Regions from separate parts of the Mus musculus genome. Here region 2 is linked to region 1. Evidence: chromatin loops called from intact Hi-C (ENCODE). Cell type or tissue: left cerebral cortex. All regions are shown on one strand. Region 1 overlaps Fto (fat mass and obesity associated). Region 2 overlaps Fto (fat mass and obesity associated).

What was found. Peaks named below come from ENCODE experiments on the same cell type or tissue, not always from the same donor. Only the 100,000 strongest peaks of a DNase experiment are listed, where the experiment ranks them.
Region 2: a loop joins it to region 1, with 2.1 times the contacts of the local background. A loop is called at or near these places in 2 of 42 quality-filtered maps.

What each region holds. Positions count from the first base shown.
Region 1 is chr8:91,527,724-91,535,723 of GRCm38, forward strand. All of the region lies in intron 8 of Fto (fat mass and obesity associated), which reads left to right. Among named protein-coding and RNA genes, the nearest start is that of 4831440D22Rik, 64 kb to the left of the region's middle. In left cerebral cortex, a CTCF peak has its summit at 4,429 (motif pointing right); DNase peaks (open chromatin) are centred at 1,447, 4,458 and 5,336; H3K27ac peaks cover 185 bases.
Region 2 is chr8:91,633,659-91,641,658 of GRCm38, forward strand. The region is part of intron 8 of Fto (fat mass and obesity associated); the gene reads left to right. Among named protein-coding and RNA genes, the nearest start is that of Gm36325, 77 kb to the right of the region's middle. In left cerebral cortex, no CTCF peak of the experiment used is centred here; a DNase peak (open chromatin) is centred at 4,193; H3K4me3 peaks cover 477 bases.

The sequences.
Region 1 (8,000 bases):
GATATTTGTTTCTCTACCACAGGTTAAGCAGAGTATCTGTCAGCTTGCTTGACACTTGGAATACCTGCAGCCAGGATCGTTGTAGCATTTGATAGTCTCTTCCATTGCAGTAATGTCCCATTCCAGCAAGGGGCCTAGGCAGTGTTCGTGATACGTGCCTGGCATCTGCCAGGGCACCTGGCACTCCAACGGGCTGAACGATGTCACTTCCCCAGCCCATTCCTGTGTTTCTAAGTCCTTTGTTTTTCTTGCGGTGTCTCTCTTGCTGTTGCTTGTCATTAACCTTGCTGAATTGGAACCTTGAAGGTAGAAGGGAGGCCTAATATTGGAAATGAATGTGAGTTACTTCTCTGACCTTGTCAAGGGTGGCACACTTGCAGCTGGAAAGGAGGTGAGATCTTAAACACAGAGCTTTGGACACAGGCTAGTTGGAGGAGAAGACACGGAGGACTCTGCTAAGATCAGGACAAAAAGCCATGCTCTCGTCCTTGAGCATTCCTAACTCCCTGCCTTGGGTGGAAGAGAAGTGGACCTTGGTGAGAAGATGGTGCATCAGGGAGGTTGGATCAGGCTCAAAGGCCTCTCAGAGGTTGTGTCTCTGAATGAGGTTTGAATGCAGTCCATTAGGGCCAGACTGAGATTCACGTGGCTTCGGGTCTGTTTCAGCAGCTCTGGGCAGCTACCTTGCCCTAGTTTCGTGCTGGAACCCTGAGCCTCGGTGACATCCCATTTGGATCACAACTCATTTCCATTTTTGCTAACAGTACGTGTAGTCACTAGCCCTGGGGTGCCCTGAGCTGCCGAGACAGTCACCTGCTAAGATAAACTGTGACCGTGTTATCTGACCATGTCTGATGATGTCCTTCATGCTCCAGAGAGTGGCTGATTCTTCGGACAGTTGGGCACTAGGAGTTTTAGCATGAGTTGTAAGTCACTATCCTTTGCCAGAGATGACTCTGTGTGTCCTGTCAGGATGGGACGAGAATACACCAGAGAGGCTTGAGAAGCTGGGAGGCACTGGCCTACGTTCACCATTGGTTGGTGATGGTGGTGGTGATGGTGCTGTGGTGGTGGTGGTGGTGGTCTCATTCTTGGTTTTGTTTTTTCTTTAGTATATCTGTACTTCTCTTTAGGAATTGCTGCCTCTGCTATCTGCCACCCTTAGGAAAGGAGCGACGTCCTTTGTGTCTCTGAACCAGATTACTCCATAAAACCTGATAACTCCATAAAACCTCCTCATAAATGTGTAGGGATTAGAGCGTTATATAAAAATAGAGCAAGGACTGACTGAATAAAGAACTATGTTAACTTCTGTCCAGGATGCAGCAGCTGATCTTCAGGTGGGCAGTGGTGTTTTTATTCCTGCCATTGTTACTATCATTTGAACAGCTTTATGGGGACAGAAGCCAGTTGGCTTCTGCACATCTTACTTATAAAATCAACACGTGGGCCAGTGAGTTGGAGCTCTGCCAGGCTACTGATTGTAATGAGCTGTTGGCTGGTCTTCTAGACAATACTTCTTAACTTTTTTGAGAAAATAGTTATTCACTCATTTACTTATTCAGCAAATATTTCCTGGGGGGGGCTGCTGTTTTCCAAGCCCTGCTCCAGGCTTTGGAAACACATCAGGGACCATAACTGAAGAGCAGCCTCCTTACAGAGGTTCTCTTCTCATGGGGGGCAGAGGAGGGTGGCAGGTACTGTTTCCCCCAGGCAACTGCATAGTGTGCCTGTAAAATGCACAGAGCCAGGTAAACAAAGCTCAACACATCTGAACCAATGCCATTCCATTCAGGTTAAAGATAGCAAATTGTCCTGCCTGAGCTTCCCCATACATGGTCACTTGTGATAGATGACTCTTGCCTTTGTCATTGTAAAGCCCCTCCAGAGAACACCAGGTGTCCCCAGGAACACTAGCCTAGGGATTCCACACTCATTGTCCCTTAGCTACTCCCTGGCTCCAACTCAATTTACCAGACATTTGCTGCTTTTAAAACCTGCACTTTAAGAAAGGTGTTGTACTGGGAAATCCGCCTTAAGAGAGCACTTGTAAATCCACACCTGTGTCATAGGTGTTGGGGATTATGGGTGACAGTGTGCTGTCCTTTATCAATGGTTGTTATTGTTGCTGTGACTGGTGTGAGTCACTTGTCAGTTGTGTAAATATTGACTGAGTTCCTAGCTGGTACTATCCTAGACCCTGGGGCAACAGTGATGAGTAACCCTTGATTAGAAATGGGTTATGTAACACAGAACAACCAATACTCAGAAAGAGATTGAGTCACGATTTCATGGAGATCCAGGTCCCAGGGAGAAAAGACGGGGATCCTGCTTAGGTGCTCTCGAGTGACTCACAGTTAAGTCGTCCTCTGAGGATTGCCCTTCCTCTGCCACACTGTGCTGGCTGCTCGTGGGCAAATAAACTGGGTGTCCTTGAGAACAAGTAAGAAGGAAAGAAAATCATGTATGGTGTAGGTCCTTGAATAGAATCTTGCAAGAGATTCCTCATTCTCAATTTTGAATGTGGGGCAAAGTAGGTTTTTTTTCTAGAGCAAATTGTATGATTATGTCATAGTGGTTGTCTGTGTAGACTCTGAGGTTTGACTCTTGGCTCCACTTCCATAACTCTAGGGAAGGTACAACTGAAAATCATAAGTAGACAAGTTACTTAACTCCCTGTGAACCTCACTTCTCCCCCTTTGTAATCTGCCTAGGGATAATGGTGGAACCTGTTTCATAGGGTTGATTTAAGTAATTATAAAACACCTAGGACAAGTACCTGACACACACGGAGTATTCTGTAAAATCATCCTTATCATAGGTCAGGTGGTAGTTTGAATGCGAGCAGCCCTCACAGGCTCATGTGTTTGAATGTCTCCTTCCCAGTTGGTGGATTGTTCAGGAAGGATTAGGGGGTGTGGCTTCTAGGGGGCGTGGCCTTGTTAGAGAAGGTGTGGTAGATCAGGACGTTTCAAAAGCCCATGCCAGGCTCAGTCTCTATGCCTTCTTCTGAAGGATCAAACGTCAGCTCTGAGTTACTGCACCAGCACTGTGTCTGCCTGCCTGTTGCTATGCTTCCCGCCGTGTTGATCATGGAGTCACCCTCTGAAACCATAAACAAGTCTCCAGTTAAATGCTCTCTCTTATTAATTAATTTCCTTGGCCAAGTTGTCTTCTCACAGCAATAGAACAGTGCCCGGACGGACCAAAAGAACAAAGTCAAGAATGCACTCTTTCACACTGCCCTCTCCTTTGGCAGAGTGTCCAAATGTGAAGCCCCACACTGATAATGGAGGCCCGTTAGTGCTGAGTGAGGTGTAGAGAGGAAACAACCTGCGCTAGTCCTTCTCTGGGCTTGGGCTAAGTATTCGCACCTAGAAATGACAGATGTAGGTCTGGGCTCCAGGCTCTCTGAGCAACTGGGTGTAAAAATCTAGGCAGTTCACAGACACTTTGGATCAATTCAACTTTACCTAAAATACAGCGTCTTGAGCCACGTGACCCTCCAGGCAGGTGACATCTTCCAGCCTGGATAAAAGATCCCGGAGAGCGGCAATCATAGACATGGCTTTCTCCCTCCTTTCCCTTAAAACTTGGAGTGGAGCCACCGGTAGTGATAGTGAACTAGAACCAGCTGACAACAACTGGAAGTGCTCAGTGCTCTCTGTGATGAGACTGCAGCTCAGGATACAGAGCACGTCGCCCAGGCTGACTGCTAGTCAGTAGTAGAGATGAAACTTAAGTTAGCATGCCTGGCTCCGCTGCTAGGAGCACAGTGGGACAGTGGCAAAGCTCTGTCAGCTACTCACATGGCTCAGTGTGTTGACTTCGGTCTCACCGTACAGGACGTCCAGTGCTTCCAGGTCTTTCCCGGTGTGGGGATAAGCAATTGTGTGTGTAAATACCTATTTCCTCTGCCACCTGAGCACACCTCGCCGTGTGTGCCGCTCTGAGTGCATCTCTCGGCGAGGCAGTCATCTGCAGCCCGTGCCGTATGAATCTCGCCACCATTAGTCTTCTAACGGGAAGTCTCCACCTTTTATAGCTGTGTTGTTTCTTTTGTATTGATTGCAATCTTTTTAGGAGGCAGGAGAGTGGGGAGGAAGATGAGAGAACATCAAAGTTGAGCCTCCAAGACTCTGTACAGCCTCCAGGTCAAGTAATTTTGGGGCCGTGTTAATCAAGGCCGAGTGGAGCAGGCGCCCTGAGGTGAAAGGGTAGCGATTTATCTGCTCTATCACAGGTTCCTCGTCAGCGGAACAGTATGTTTATATCTGGGAAACAATTTACTACACGTGAAGAATAGTCATTTTATTCTATCTCAGGGGTGTCCCCAGTGTATTTTACAAATTTACTCTGTAATGAATATTCCAGGTTATAGATAAAGTTGAGCTGGCTTCTGGTTCAGAAGGTGCCAGGTTGGCGGAGTGCAGCACAGACGGCCTGCAGGGGGCACTGTTGCGTCATTTATCAGAACTCTCCAGTATCTTGTCCTAGGACAAAAACAAACCAAACCAGAGAAGGAAAATAGGCCAGTCACCTTAAAATTGCTCATTAAAATTATTTGACTGGTCCCAGTGTTAGGCATGAGTGTCGATCGGGCAGTTCAGGATTCAGGCACAGACAGAAACAGCTTGCCATGTCAGGAAAAACCGCAGTGATTGGCATGACTTCTGATTAGCCTCCTCTGTTGTCACCCCTGGACTTTGTAATTTAATAAACATCCACGTTTCACTGATCACCTTTGTTGGCTCCTGAGATGTCCACACTGTAGAAAAGACTTCCTTCTGTGGTGTTCTGAGTGTCTAGCTTGAGTCCTGGAAGAACCTTTTTAGAAATCTTGATTCTCTATTTTTTGTGTATCCTTCACTGCCAAAGATGATTGCTTGTTTGTTTGTTTGTTTGTTTGTTTAATGAAGTCATTTTTTTCATGGAAGGCTCCCCTGTGGGACCTGGCCTGAGCTGTCAGTATACCACCCAGCTCCTTGACAGTTCCAGGATTGCTGCCCATCCCCTTCCGCTCTGTGGCTCCACCCACTTGCCCCAGGGTTGAGCTTCAAACCCCCTACCTCCCTGCTCAGCTCTGGCTTCTTCTGTCCCTGGCCATGAGGCCTGCTAGGTGACTGTGATGAAGCCTCAGAAAAGCCCGGGTTGTGCTGAGTGTGTGTCTGTGTGCGTGTGCGCATGTGCACTTGTGTGCGTGCGTGTGTGCATGTGCTCTCACACTCGTGCTCAGCAGCAGCAGCAGCAGCAGCAGCAGCAGTCACACTGCCAGCCTCCTCTGCGCCCTGCTTCACCATCAATTACGCCATGTGTTTCGTCCAGTTGGCGTTCCCCTCCCAGTGTTAATTATAACCTACAAGACTGTTAGAGTTAATTTTATGGCAAGCATATTGTCTCTTCAAGGCTTCAGAGCAGCTCATAAATTATCTTGAAGGTAAAATGTAACTTGGGGAACCAGTTATGAAAATTCCATCCATCTCGCTTAGAACTGCAGCTGCTACTGTCAGCTGCCTCGCTGCTGCATTGTGAAGGAATTACGGTGGGTCAAGTTTAAGAGGGTAGGCCCGGGCTGTCGTGGAGGAGAAAGGCTGTCCTGGCCCTGTCAGACAAGTGCCTTCTGCCAATCCCCGGTGGTTTCACTTTGGAGGCAGGCAGAGGCAGGTAGCGCAGGTGGACAGTCCCCAAGCTGTCTGTATTCATTATTTTACAGAAACTTGCAGGTAGGCAGGACCAGAGACCTTTCCTCCTCTCTGTTGTCATGATGTTAGGCATCCCCGCAGAGTGTGAGGGAAATAACTTTCTACCTCACCTGGGCTTGCTCCAATCCCCGGGGCCAGCCCCTCCACCAACCCCTCCCTGGCCTCCCACACAGTGATTTCTATCTCACAGAAGCCCCAGGCTTGAGTGAGCATTTTATTTGTGGTTGTTATTTTTCATATAATCTGATAAAAGTGAGATTTCACTGTGAACGTACTCTAAAATTGCCTCCTAAGTAAATTAGCATGTTATCTTGTTGGGATAATAGGCCCACCCCTCTTCTGTTTCCTCACACCGAGTTGAAGCTTTACATTTCAGCCCTCGGGGCTTTAGCATTATTATTTTTAATGACTGAACACAAGTCTTTCATTTAGCTTGTTTGTATAGTCACTGTAAATGATCTTTCTGCTGCTGGCTCTCCATTTGCCATTCTGCATGTTATGCCAGCTTTAAAAGCTTTGAGGGGGCCTCTGAGAGTTGGGAGCTGTGTTAAGCACAGCGTCTTCTAACAGCACTGGAAACGGGCTGTGGCAGAATAGGCAGGGTGTGAGGAAGGTGTGCCTGTGCGTAGAAAGCCAAGTGTGGATTTGAGTGGTGTGCACGGCACATACACTGTTGTAGATGGCAGGTGAGAGCCCTCGGCAGTGTAAAGGAACAGCCGCTCGCCAGGCTGCTGCTGTCTTGTCCCTGCGTGTTTGTGGGCATTTTGACTTGCATCCATGCATCTCCTAGCTTCTGTAGCCGTGGCACCTAAGACTGCAGTGCCTAGGTTCCAGAAGTAAGCTAAGAAGACCTGGCAGGACACTCTCAGAGGTGAAATGCTGTCCAGCAAGGCCCTAGGCTTTATGGAGGAGGCGCTCGCTTGAGCTCTTGCTAACCAGGTGTGAGAGTTGGATATTTGCTAATTCACTAGCAAAGCCAATCGTTCTGTCTGTGGGGCCTGCCAATGACAGAGCTGGAGAAAGCCATGGGGACTGGGAGGGGGTGGTGGAGGGGGAAACATCACACTATATTTGAAGGGGGTCCTGTTTAGCCCTGCAAGGAAGACAGGATTCGCACTCCCAGGACTTCCCCCCAGTTTCAAGAGAAAACACACAGACACACACACACACACACACACACAGACACACAGACAAAACACATATTCTGTTGGATTGAGAACCTGCACAGAGAAGAATGTCACAAGTCCACGGAGACAGTACCCACATGGTGCCATAATCCCTTTAGTCCCTGCCATCTTGTGAGAGTGGAGGAAGCTGTAATCCAAAGCACTGAGATGTCCTCTCTCCGTATCAGAAACCTCCTCGCCCCATCCAGCATCACATAGGTGTGTGATTAGCATAAATAATACTTACAAATACCTGACCTGGTTGTGGCCAGCATGATATTTTAGCGTAATTACTCCAGACTGCTGGGCTCAGAGAGGTGTGGTTTGGGAAATGTTAGACGTGTGTGTTTGCTTATCTGGACAAGAGGAAAAAAAAACAAAACGGTTGCTTTTCTCTACTAAAGATAACATAGTAAGCCCAAACCCTGGCTACCACTAAAGTCAGTTTTTACACATGCATGGTTAAGTTTCACCATAAATATTTCATAAAGGCAATTAGAATGGAGCCAGGTTGGCATCACAACCCCAGCTGTACCAAAGGAACCATTTCATTAAAGTAAGCCAATATTGCAAAAAAAAAAAAAATCACACGATTCTATGGCAAAATGACCATAAGGTCAGAAATCCTGTGGAAGAAATGTCTGTAATCAGTGTTTATAATCTCTGCATATATGTCTAGTGAGTGCAGTGTGTGCAAAGAGAAAAAAGAAAGGAGGAGGAGGAGGAGGAGAATGTTGAGTGAGACTAACTTATAAACTAGTCATTATAACCAAATCTGTTCTTACCCAGCGTCTTGGCAGCTTTTTGGATAAATAATGTCTTTTCCAAAATTGGTGTGATTGCAAAAAGGAAGAGGAAAGTGAAGTAGCAAACTGTGTCTCTCTGGGTGGCTGCGAGCTGGCAGCATCCTAGGAACAGAACGCAGACATGGATAGTTCATCGGCTCTTTGGGTAAATGATAGCGCTGTGTACTTACTGCTGCATTGGAGTGCAGCAGAGATCACATGATAGTCTAACTGTCCTTCCTTCCAACCTCCATCCTTCTGTTCTTCCTCTCTTCTTTTCTGACTTCTTTCGAGTAAAAGTTCATTTAAGCATTGTTTTAAAGTGTCACACAATATATGTATGATGT
Region 2 (8,000 bases), 110 kb after region 1:
TGAAACACGACGATGCGAGCAAATGAAATCATGGTACCTTTCATTGTAGCTTAATTGGACTCAAAGTCAGTGAGGAAGGCTGCTGAAAGCCGCACTGAGGGAGACAGACAGGAGTCAGAGGCACATTCAGTCCGCATCTTACCGCCCAGGCTCCTCACTCGCTCTCAAGGCTGACTCCTGCTCAAGAGAGAGAGAAGAGCAGCAAACAAAAGCAGAGCGTGGGTGCGAAAGGCAGGCCTAACACTGGCCTTGTGACTGGCATGCTGTCACCCGACTTATGCATTTGAAGTAGCTCAACCTCGTGGCAGCCAGTTCAAGCCAATTTATTTGAAAGAAGCAAAAAGAAGTGAAACAAACTTGGGCCCTCTCTTCTGCCTGTTAGGGTGTCAAGCTATCCACGTCAAGGAGTGCTGTTAGCAGAAGGCTGGCCATGGGCTGTGCATACACACTAACAAGGAAGGGTAAGCTGAGCATGGCCTCCTGTTGAGTGGAGCTAAATGGCAGCCCCAGTCGAGGAGCCCAAAAGAAGCAGAAAATCACCAAAGCTGTCAGGAGCAAGGCAGGGAATTGATGGGAGCATCAAGGAAGAGGCGGGTTTGGAGGGCACGATCCGGAGAAGCGGCTCATCCCGGGGCGCGCTCGGCTGAAGTCGGATCCCTTCCTTGGGAGGAGAAGAGCGCCATGGCTTTCCTGTTTGACGCCCATGTCTTGGATTTCTCCAGGTTGAAGCTACCCCCTTCCTCTCAGTCTCATCCCATCTAGCCATTCTGCCTGGCCGCTTGACACACTTTTGCTGTCATTATGGCTGTAGGTTTAGCCACGTACAGCTAGGAGAATGGACAAATCGGGGGGATTGCATGTAACAGAGCATCACAGACATTGATTTTTGAAGGTTCATTAGATAAATGCTGACATCACAGATTGATGTCTCTTTAAACCAGTACCTTGTGCAGGCCCATCGGGGGAATCAGAAATATTGATGTAACATGTTTGAGCAGAAGGCCCACTGGAGAATTCCCAGCCTAAGTGGGATCCATCAATTTAGGCTTTCTTTAATTATTCTAATTCTGTGCATCTCATTGGAAGGAGGCTTGGCATGCAGAAGTGCAGAAGCAATTTGTATAGGGGACGCTGCCCCAGCTTTAGGAGCAAAGGAAAGCCAAGTAGGGTAGCCATGCCTATTTTTCATTGTTTGGAGCTGCTGTTTAGTAATTAAAATTTTGATCATAGACTAATTGTCCCATACAGTGTGGCTATTGCAATTGACAAGGGACTGATTAATGGGCCAACCCTGGGGCCAGGAGGCTGCTGGGTTGCTCTCTTGTGGAAGGCATGCCGGCAAAATAAAGTTGATGGTTTGTTTGTGTTTAACCCTTCACCTTGGCACTATCAATAGATTGAAGACATCATTTGTATCTGCAAGTGTTTCTTTAATTAAGACCTTCTAAAAATCTTTCCTATTGATTCATTCCATTATCCTATTGATTAGCTGCAGTGGATCATGTACTTGGTCTTCAGTGGAAGGCAACACACTCTGCTGGCCGCTATGACTGCCGATGCAAAGGGCAGGCTTCCTAGGCAGATTCCCAAGGCTAGCGGAGGTGGCTCTCATTCCGTGGTGGCTCAGCAAGCTCCACCAAGAAAGCCCGTTGGCGAGGCGACCGTGCTGAAACCTCCTTTCACTCAGGTGGCTGCTGGGACCAACAGCAGCCTTTAGTGTGAGGGAAGAGGAAGATATCGGCTCTGCGCTGCAACTTGAAACTCTTGAACTCTGAAATAAAAGCACACTCAGAAACCTGCTACGAGACATGGGCTACACTGGCTGCTGAGTGCGCTTTGTCCTGGCTGTAGCTGCCTCCTCCCTCCTCCTGCCTACCAGCCTTCCCCATGGCCTGGGGAGGGGCCTGAAGAGCTTCCCATTTCAGAACTGCCGCCCCTCCCTCCTGAGGCATGTAGAAGCACTGCCCATTTTGTTTACCTCCTGCCACTGGACATGGACCCCAAGTATTAAAGATAAAGAGATGGTCCAGCAATTAAGAGCACTGGCTGAGCTGGGTGTGGTAGTACACGCCTTTAATCCCAGCCCTTGGAAGGCAGAGGCAGGCAGATCTCTGGGTTCAAGGCCAGCCTTGTCTATAGAGAGAGTTCCAGGACAGCCAGGGCTACACAAAGAAAACCTATCTCAAACAAAACAACAAAACAAAACAAAGCACTGGCTATTCTTCCCATGGACAATGTGAAACTGCAGTTCTAAGTTCCAGAGGATCAGATGACCTTTTCTGTCTCTGTGGCTTCTAGACACACAGGGGTCCATAGAGATACATGCAGGCAAAGCACCCATGCACATAAATAGAAATAAAAACTTTTACATTAAAAATTTTAAACCTTTTTAAGACTCCTTAAAATTGATGCTTTTAAAATTCTTCAATATTGGGGCAGGCTTGATCACTCAATGGGTAGAAGGACTTGCCTCCAAGCCTGATGTCCCAATGGACAACCCAAGGTCATTCCCCAGAATTCACATGGTGGAAGGACAGCGCTGACTCTCACACGTTGTCCACTGATCTCTGTGTGCACACACGTGCTCACACATACACACAAATAAACACAAATAAATGCAAAGTTCCAACTTGGAGGGAGAAAAAGCAAGAAAGACACAAAGAACATTCACGGTCGGAGGAAGAGCTTTTTAAAGGGAGTAGAATGCATAAAAGCAGCCATGGTCATGGACAGAACCCACAAGGCCCAGGTCAGTGCTGAAGCAGAAGCCTAGTCGTCAGCTCACCTGAGCTCTGTTTTAACTTCTCGATCCTCCTGGCTCACCTCCACGTCCTTACAAGTAGAGCACAGAGGTGGCTTTCACAAGGGCCCATGCAGCATTCTTACAGAGTCCAGCAGAAGAGGGGGCTGGTGAGGCTGGGGTGATATGTAGTTAGCGGATTAGCAAGACACCCCAAGTCTCTGTGTGCTCTGCTCTGAGAGTCTGTGGCAAATAGTTCATGTCCGTCTCAGAATGAACAGTCCTGAGGCCTACGTCTACCAAGCCAGGTCACATTTGGGAGCTGTGTGGTCCCAGCATGGGTGCCAGTAGCTGCTTTAAAGGGGCATCCTAGGTCTCTCCCTCCTGTGCTCTGGGGCAGAGAAAGGGAGGTAGAGATCCTAGGGGGATCTCTCTTTTTAACAGGAGCAAGTAACACATTCCCATTTGTGGAATTTCAAAATCAAAATTGACTGCAAAGTAATCAGGTCTGCTTCATGCTTCTCCTATTGGCTGTCCTGTGTCCCACAGAGGCTTCACCTAATATACCAGACAGTTTCCTCAGGCCTCTGTGCTCGCTCCCCCTAACTCCCATCCCACCCTTAGAAGTGTTTTGAAACACCCTTCCCAGGTTTCTGTGAGATCCAGCATATCGGAACGTCCCCTAGACTCTCCTCCCACCCAGACGCTCCCTCTGCCCTAACTGTGTCCGTTAGAAGTCAGATAAATGATTCACAGAAAATGGTGGGAACCGTTTTCAGTGCTCAGGATTTCTAAATTTGCTTTTCTAATTAACTGTCTTAGACTGAGATGTAATCTGTGCTAATTGAAAACAGTTCCTGAAAAAAAACTCAGGAAAGTATGACACATAAGCCCCTGGCAGCCCTGCCACCCTGAGGCATCAATGTGTATATGTTAGTATAATGAAAAGTTAGGACCGTAGTCTCTGACTTGCCTCCTGTCGCTCCCCTCTTACTAGGCGCACATGAGCAGTGTCCGAGTTTGGTTTTGCAGGGCTCTGTGTTGAACCCAGGGCTTCATACACTCAAGGCAGGTACTGTGTCCCTTAGCTGGGTTCGCAGCCCCGGCAGTTGGTGGTGGTTTATAATATTGGGAACATGATTTGCTCATGGGAACTAGATTGCCCTTGCATAGGGGTGCTGTTAATCTAATTCTCTTTCCCTCTGATGTTGGCCACCCAGCTACCCCATCGGCTAAGTGCTGGGCTGAACATCCTGGTCCGAAAGCTCCGCCCAGTTCTTTGGAACCTTCAGATGATTTTCTAGAAATTACATGACTGAGTCAACACATGCCATTTTTTAAGCTTTTGGTACTTAACACGAAAAATGCACTTCCAAGGGGTGGAATGGGTCACATAAATCCCCCAGCAGCCGAAGAGCGTGCGTGCCTTCCTGCACCTCCCCAGTACTGAGAGCACAGGTTGCTGTGCGCATGTGCACACAGGCTGTGGCAGCGGCGTCTGTCAGCGATTCTATCTGTATTCTCTTGGTTGCCAATGAGGCAGAGGCATTTTCTGTTATTCCGTTGCCACTTGTGTTTCTTCCTTTATGAAATGTCCACATTTGCCTGTTTTGAAATACTAGGCCTTTTCTAGCTGACTGAGAATAGTTCCTTTTTAATTAAGGATTGCAGCTCTCTGCTATCACTAATCAGAATAGAATGTTACAGATACTCAGATTGGATTTCCCGTGTAGACATTAGTAATATTCAGAATGTTTGTTGATACTAGCGATATTAGTAATGTATTTTAACTTTGGAAAAATGGCTCTTTTGCCTCTGACTAAAAAAGATACATGAAAGAATCTGACAGTGTCAATCCAGCGAGGCCGAGCATCCCCGGGCCACCACCCGCATTTTATTACAGTTGTCAGGGAAAAAAAACCAACAATTTTATTGTTTTGATTATTGAGATCCAGCCACAGATCAACTGAGCAATTAAAATCTCTAAATAACACTCTCTGCGTTGTCAAACAAAGGGCTGGCTCCCGAAGGAACGGGTTTTTCTAAAGAGGAGCAGTTTCTCTAATGCCCGTGCCAGTAAATGGCTGCACTAATTGGAATATACAGAAATATTTCCCCAGTTTAACATCGCGTGACATCCTAATAAGACTGTGATGACAAGCTTTTCTTTCTTGTGAAAGGTGATGCTACCGGGTGCCTCCACCATACACGGGCTGGTGTCTTCTTATGACAAGTTATAAATGGAAAATTTTAGAAGAAAATAATCTGCTCTAAGTCTTTTATGGGTATGAAATCAGTTTTTTGAAAGCTGGACAAGAGAATCTTGACTTCTGTTTTTATTGGCAGTTCCTGGGATAATATGTATTTCAGGAGTCATGGATTTGAATAGAAAGAGATCACAATTAAACGCATATTGAAGTACCCAGCCCAAATCCCATTAATTTACACTGGGATGTAAGGCCAGATTCCACCGAGTCTCCTAGCTCAGGTGGCCAGCTAAGAGCAAGCTTGGGACAGTTAATGACAGTCTTCCAAGACAAGCAGGACTTAACATCAATATCCTTCTCCCTGGTAATCTATAGACCCCGGAGGTGGCACGCTCTGCGGGGTTTTGATGATTTCATGATGGCTTGTGTATATTTACAGTGTGTTTAAAATACTCTTTTTAATTATCATTTGAGTGACAAAGCTTAATCTTTCGGATCGTTATCTGCACCTCCTGGTGATGTATGTTTGTTAGGAAGCTCCAAAGAGGAAATTTAGCAAAGCCGGGGCTTTATGCCAGTAATAAGAACGGGGAGTCAATAGATGATTAACCTGCCTTTCTCCTCTTCCCAAGAATAAAGGAGTCACTTCAGAAAATCTTTCCAGGTGGCCCAGATTTCTCAGAGCAGCGCCCTTGAAACATGTGAGGGCTAGGTAAAAAAGAAAAAAAAAAAAAAAAGGAGCAGTAATTGAACTCCACAAAGCAAGTGCATTTGGAAGAGAATAGCCAAAAAGGCTTTGAATGTTCTTCTAGCATGTTGATGACATATAGTGCTGTCCCCACCCCACCCCCAAACCCAACCCCTGCCAAAGCAAGCCCGGTGGCTTGACCTTTGCATTTTATATGCACATATGATTTTTTTTACATACACACTTGTGCCTGTGTGCATATGTACTTGTTAAAAAGACATTTGCCTGTGCATCTATGACTGTATGCATACATACTTGCTACATGCATGTGTTGGTATGCATGCACATTGCATAGGTGTGTATTTGATATGTGTGCATTACCACATGGGCACTATACTTGTTAGGTTTTAGGAACTAAATAAACAGGCAACACCTTTAAATACTCCTGTTGTCATATTTGGAAGGGAGCAAAGGCCAGGATTATCACTCCTTACTGCAGAGAGCAAAGCACCTGGGTTAGTAAATGCAGAGAATTGAGAATTAACTATTGAAGCTCTAGCTTGATTTTTTTTTTCCTGAATGAGGCATAACTACCAGTCCCTGTTGAGAGCACTATTGTTTCTTAGAGTAGCTGTTGAGGTGTAAGCAGAAGAGAGCAACTTTGGTTAACCAGCCTGTATGATTACAACCCACCACCTTAAATGAATGATCCTTACCTCAGAACAGAACCCCAAGGTCTGGGTACTGTCAAAGAAGCCTTAGAAACCCTGAGCAGACTCGCACATTCAGTGGGATCTGAAAGCTAATGCTGCGTCTAAGGAAGAGAAGCATTCCTTAGCAGACTATCCTGGAGAACTCTGCAGTAGCCTGCGACTTTATTGACAGCTCAAAACTAAAGACCATAAATTCTATTATTGGGCAATATCCTGTCCTAAGAAAGGGCATTCTGAGCGCTAAAGGGCCTGAGCAGATGCCTTGTGGGATCAGAGGAGGCATTAGACCCTGCTCAGCCCAGCACCGTCACCATCCCAGTTGGCAGCTGATCCTGTGAATACACATGTATTCACACCTAAGGATAAGTACTCTGCCTAGCTACCTCCTCACCAAGCAACGTCTCCTGTGATACAGCTCATAGAAATGCTGCTTAGAGGTTTAGGCAGTAGCAGTACAATGTGGAATTTGTGCCAGGAGTTGAACCAGCCTGGAAAGTGAGCTCTTGAGCCCCTCATCCAGGCAGGCAAGTCTTCATGTTTGAAAATAGACGGCATCCCAAGAGGAGAGGATGGTGAGGAAAGCAAGCAGCAAGGGAACAGTTGGGGAGCAGTTTGGCGTAAGAACCTAGCGAGCAAGAGGCCAGCGAGGTCTATTGGCCAGAAGGGCAGGCAGGCAGGCCAGCTAAGAATCCAGACTAGCAGAGTCAGGACAAAAAGATCCAGGACTCGGCAGAGTTCTAGGTCGGAGGGTGTCAGAAAGCCAGACTAGAGTGACTCAACTAGAGAAAGCAGAGACCTCTTTAAGGAAGCCCCGTAAGAGGTCAGACCATGCATGTGGGACTCACTCCTCCCCACACCTCTTGCCCTTCCTGCTGGTAGTGGGGCACACTTGCTGCTTGTGGAAGTTGTTGAAGCTTAATGAAAGGGAGTCTGCTTTCTCCCTAAAGATACTCCTGCAGCTCTCACACACACATCGGCTTCAAAACTAACACATTTTAGGAATGGTTGTCTTTAATGAAGACTGTTCTTAGAGGATTCTCAGTCACACAGTCAGCTGGTTACACATGCATACACATGTGCACGTGCACACATATACACACACATACACACACACAAATTAATTTCAAGAGTGAATTCGGTGCTATTTGGAGTTGTTTGAGCTCACTTTACGTATTGTTTGTCTCTGACCACTTCAGCTCTGCGTGTTCCTCAGTCAGAACATTGAAACAAGCAGTGAAGACAGAGGGAGACATGACTCCACGCAACTCCCGGAGGCGGGCTTTCAGTGTCTAACGCAGAGAAGCCCTTTCACACTCCTGGGGCTGATAGTCTCACTTGATAGATAAAAATTCTAGTTCTCTTTATAAAACATTTGGTTGGGTCTTAGTCATGTATCAGTTGAAATTGGTTTATTTACTATAAATCAATTCTTATGAATCTAAAGCATGAACCCATTGGTTTACTGCTGATTATTCACTATTGAAGATTATTCTGTTATAAAGAAAAGCTGGATATCAAGTCCTCTCCTCGGTCGTGAGAGCTGCTGGGTACTGGGTGGGGCCTTGGAAGTGGGGTGATACCCGGGCATATGAGATAACTCATCTCATAGGCTCTCGGGAGCCTACTAAGATAGGTAATGAGAGTAAGGTGCT